Linked DNA regions of Mus musculus: region 2 is linked to region 1. A link is a loop called in an ENCODE intact Hi-C map of the cell type or tissue named here. Cell type or tissue: heart. All regions are shown on one strand.

Region 1 (2,500 bases):
TTAAACCCAAGCATCCACTCAGACAGCTGCTAAATTTCCATGGTTCACCAAAAGAAAAACTTAGGGTTTTCATTAGTTAGAACCAGCACTACTTTTTAAGGTTTTCTTTTATGAATTTTGCCTACATGTATATATGTTTAATACATGTATGCAGCTGCCCATCAGACACCCTGGAACTGAGGATAGTGATGGTTGTGAACCATGATTTTGGTGCTAAGAACTAACCAGGTACCTCTGCAGGAGCAAGAAGCTCTTAACTACTGAGCCACGATAGCACTTTGAGGGGTGGGAGGGTGAAACAGGGTTTCTCTGTATAGCCCTGGCTGTCCTGGAACTAGCTCTATAGATCAGGCTGGCCTCAAAACTTACAGAAACTCTCCTGCCTCTGCCTCTCCAGTGTTGGAATTAAAGGTATGTACCATCACTGCCCCGGGGAAATAGAACTAGTTTTTAAAAAGCATAAACTATCAGAAGCCTACATTGAGTTTCAGCATTTTAAATATCCCATATCTGATATCTGAGCCAGGGAGATGGCTCAGGGTAACAGTGCTTATCACCATGCCTGACAATTGGAGTTCAATCCCACAGACCTACACATAACAGAGAATCAATCCTTTTCTCTTTCTTTCTTTCTTTCTTTTTCTTTTTTTTTTTTTTTCCTACAGACCCAGTATTCCCAGGTAGTCTCCCATCTGAATACTAACCAGGCTTGATCTTGTTCAGTTTCCGAAGCTATGGTCAGAGAATCAAACGCTGAAAGTTGTTCCTTGACTTCCACAGGTGTCAAGGCTCTTACACATCCAAACCCAAACACACACACAAAATAATAAAAATAAAAACCTTTTTTAATTTTCAATGTTTACCTTCCAATTTTCAAGTCTTTTTGCCTCCTAAAAATAGATTTCTTTCATATTTATATATCCACATCTTAGGAAATCCTATACATACAGTCAAGTTATATTCAATTTTGAATGAAGACAATCCTGCCAGTTTTCCTAGATGTCACCAAATGTGTGGGAAATCCCTGCTGGGCCAATACAAATTATAACCACCACCTAAGAGAGCAGAGGGTTATCCCACCCCTTGCAAAATAAAGATAGACAAATATTTCGTAATTTTATTAAAGGCGAATTCTGTCTTTCTCTATAGTACCAAAGACACCACACAAATTTCTTGCGCAAAAGGAACAGCGAAGCAAACAATGTGAGCAAAGATGTTGATAGCTGGTCCAGCAAACCCAGAGAGAGAGGAAAGAGAAACACGCGGCGGCGCTCTGACGCCTAGGAAAACCCAGCTCTCGGGGAAAGGCTTCTCCGACAGCAGCTGCCCAACTGGGCTGCAGGTCCAGGCTGGAGGTGGCTGGCGCTGGCACATTTGAAATATCATAGTCGGTGGATCCAGTCCGGAGCACCACGCGGGACCCGCCCGCGCACACACCCACAGCCCACTGCAGCAAGCGACCTGGGCGCAGCCGCAGCACGCAAGTAACGCTCGACCCGAGCAGAAAGTTTCGAATGAAAAACCCGAGCGCCGAAACGCACCGGTCCCGGAGCTGAACTCACGCCAGGAACAACGCCCGGAGCCAAACCACTTGACAAGCAGCTCGGGTTTTCAGCTGGCTGGCCCAGGCGGGACCGGGAGGTGGCAGAGGCGGCAGCGCACTGGCTCCCGCAGCCCAGGTGTCAGCCGCGCCGCCGCCTCCCTCCCGTGCCCACTATCCGACCCGTGCGGTACAGGCACTGGGGTGCGGATCAGGGATGTGGATAAGGGGCTCAGGATACGGATCAGGGACGCCGATCCGGGGCGCGGGATGAGGATCGGGGACGCGGGGCACGGGGCACGGGGCGCGGGGTCGAGTGCAGAGCCCGGGCGGCTCGCAGGCTGACGGGCCAGGTCGCGGCTCCGGAACCCGCGGCCGCGCGCCCCTCCCCCCACCCCTCCCCCGCCGGGGCACGTAGAGCCGGCGCCGCGTCCCGGGAGACCCACCGCCCGCGGCCCGGGGACCGGGAAGCTCTGCCTGCGCGGCCGCAAGCAACATTCAGCGAGGCGGGGCGGGGTCGGGACCAAGCGCCGCGCGGACTCACTTTTTCGGATGTTTCTCTCTTTTCGGCCTCCGCTTTCGGGCCTGAATGGCCAGCACTGGGGAGAGAGAAGACACATTAACGGTCGGGTTGGCCGCCTGCGTGCCGCGAGGCGGGGCGGGGGCCGCTCGCGCCGCTCACCTTTCCTGGAGCTCATTCCGACTCGGGGCAGCCAGGCGGGGGGCTCCGCGGCGGAGGCGGCGGCGACGCGACAGTCAGCCGCACCGGGATGCAGCCTCCACTCGCTCGCCGGCCGAGGAGGCGGGAACCGCGCCTGCGCCGCCGCGGCCTCTCCCGCGGGGGCCAATGAGACCCGCCCCCGCGGCCCCGCCCCGCAGCCCCGCCCCCTCCGCGCCCCCCTCCGCAGCTCTGGAGCACGGGGGTCCGGACCCCGGCCGCGCCCTTATCACTCGCTCGGC
Region 2 (2,500 bases), 75 kb after region 1:
CTAGAACTGGGGGAATGTTTCCATGTAATGAAGACGCTCACAGTCACCCAAAAGCGACAACATGGGGTCACAGAAAGTGTGCTTCTCCCTCCCCGGCTCCGTCGTCAGCCAGAGACACTACTCATCATCACTGCAACTAGTCCAGCAAAGAACAACCGGAAGGAAGTTTCTCCTTTTCTTGCCCCCGTTCTAGCAAGGTTAATGCTTTCTTTAAAAATAAAAACACGTTTTTAGCTTGCAAATGAAGTTACCTAAATCAAGTTTATTATTTAAAAATTTAAAAAAGTACCAGTTAAATCCCTCTTTTACAGTGTAGTTTTAGAGATATTTCCTGGAAAAATTTTAATCCACTTTTAAAAATCCTTAAGGTACTTTGCCAAGATCACATATTTCATTATAACACTTTTTATCAAAGCAGTCATACATAAAAGTTTCCTATAAGCCAGAGAATTTGAAGTAACCATAGAGAAATTAATTTATTTCAAGTACATTCAACCATGCATGAATAAAGCTAAGACTACGATACAGATTTTAAAAAATTCAGTCCCCTATGCAAAACCATGAAAATAAAATAGTGGGGCTGGAGAGATGGCTCAGCCGTTAAGAGCACAGAGTGCTCTTCCAGAGGTCCTGAGTTCAATTCCCAGCAGCCACATGGTGGTTATCTGTAATGGGATCTGATGCCCTCTTCTGCTGTGTCTGAAGAGAGCAACAGTGTACTGACATATATTAAAGAAATAAATCTTTAAAAAAAAATAGCATTAAAATTTTGAATAAAAAAGATCAAGAACTTAAAATAACAACCTGCAGTTACGTTTACTTAAAGTGACTTCATGACTATCTAGCTATATACTCTATGCATTTTATTTTTACACAAATCTTTCTCACCTCCAGAACGGGGTTTCAGTATTAAATCCATGACTTCTGTCCAGGAATTCTGTAGAATTGCTCTAGAATTAGACAGTATTTACATTAGTTAACTTTGCATATAATAAGCTTTATATGTTCCAAGTAAGACTTAGTTTATTAAATTTAAAAGTATGCAGTACAATGATGATACAGATTCAGAGGTCACTACCTACTCTAAAAGGAGTGTGTATTCCTTGGGCAGAGGACCGGATTCTCAGGATCTACCCTCCAATGGGCACAGCTGCCTGGAACCCCAGCTCCAGAGGACTTGCTGCCCCCTTCTGGACTCTATATCATCTCCTCCAATGAGCATCAAAGAGGAAGGGAATAGAAAGAACGTATAAGCTGGAGAGGGTGTATAAGCTGGAGAGGGTATGGGAAGGAAGCTAACTTCTGAGCAGGACAGACTGCAGCACTCTTGAACTTGCAGCAGCTGTGATTATTCATACAAGCTCCTCAGAAAATGGGGCTTGCTGATTCCCCATCATAGAATGGAGTGGGGCTCATGAACACGTTCTTCAGCCGTAAGGTACCCATGCTCCTGTAAAGAGCTCTAACTTCAGGGACACATGTAGAACACACGAAAGTAAAAGGAAAGAAAGCTGGGAAGAGCGGGGGTGGGGTGTGTGGGTGGGGGTTGGGGGATTAGAGGGCAGGCGTGAGGACAGAGGGCGTGCAGGAGAACACTACTGAACATGTACACATGAAACAATGAAACCAACCAGAATATGTGACTGACCCCGGTGAACAAAAAACATTAAGAAAGCTATTGTCCTTTTGGACAACAATATAGCTTTTCATATATTGCCTTTATGTAGTCTGGATACAATTCATCTTCTGTTTTACTATATGCTGGGAAACCCTATGCTGATAACAGTACATTCTTTGAAGGCAGGAAATAATCGGACATTGTGAAAACAAATAATTTGAAAATCTGAACTAACTTCTGCAGACCTTTGGGAATATTCTGAAACTTGTGTTTCCGGGTTAAGTCTGGCAACACTTTACTGAGCAAGTATTTCTTCGCGAAAAAATTCTTTGGGTACAAAACTATAGGGTGACATGGCTTTGCTCCTGCGAAATTAATTAAAAATAGTAAAAACAAGCTGATGCCAGCCTTCACTAAATGCTCTGCCCCACAACAGCCAGTGTCTTCATCATGCTTCTGTGTGTTTCCGGAGACAGTGTGGCGGGTTTTCCTTCTTCAGGTGCTAGAGGTCCCGTCTAGGGCCCCTCGTACACTACGGGAGGGCTCTGCAGGCTCAGCCACGGTCTAGTGGACTCCACTGTGCCTGCCTGGTCTTAAGTTAGAAATATTTCTATTTCTCCTTTTACAACGTTGCTTGAGAGAGACGTCACAGCAGACTGAGTTAACCCTTGGTCCCTGTAAAATCATACAAGCAAATACAACCTGATGGTGGGAAACTGAACTAGAGAAAACTGTTTCTACGGCTGTCCAACCAGCATGCTAGTTCGGCCCTTCTGAAGCGCAGCCTCCGCCTGCCAGTGCTGAGACAGAACCAGGAAGACATGTTCTCAGACCACACTCGGTGTGCACTCCAGCGTGCCAGCTCCTAGGAGGAAGTTACTT

Evidence for each region. Peaks named below come from ENCODE experiments on the same cell type or tissue, not always from the same donor. Only the 100,000 strongest peaks of a DNase experiment are listed, where the experiment ranks them.
Region 2: a loop joins it to region 1, with 2.8 times the contacts of the local background. A loop is called at or near these places in 12 of 42 quality-filtered maps.

Annotation. Positions count from the first base shown.
Region 1 is chr5:23,673,636-23,676,135 of GRCm38, forward strand. It overlaps Srpk2 (serine/arginine-rich protein specific kinase 2), which reads right to left and starts at 2,332. Exons shown (of 16, transcript NM_001359173.1): 1 at 2,223-2,332; 2 at 2,085-2,139. The coding sequence starts at 2,238. In heart, a CTCF peak has its summit at 1,273; DNase peaks (open chromatin) are centred at 1,416, 1,676 and 2,336; H3K4me3 peaks cover 1,597 bases; H3K27ac peaks cover 1,321 bases.
Region 2 is chr5:23,748,917-23,751,416 of GRCm38, forward strand. Pus7 (pseudouridylate synthase 7) reads right to left here. Exons shown (of 16, transcript NM_178403.5): 10 at 889-950. Among named protein-coding and RNA genes, the nearest start is that of Pus7, 34 kb to the right of the region's middle. In heart, a CTCF peak has its summit at 1,154 (motif pointing left); no DNase peak of the experiment used is centred here.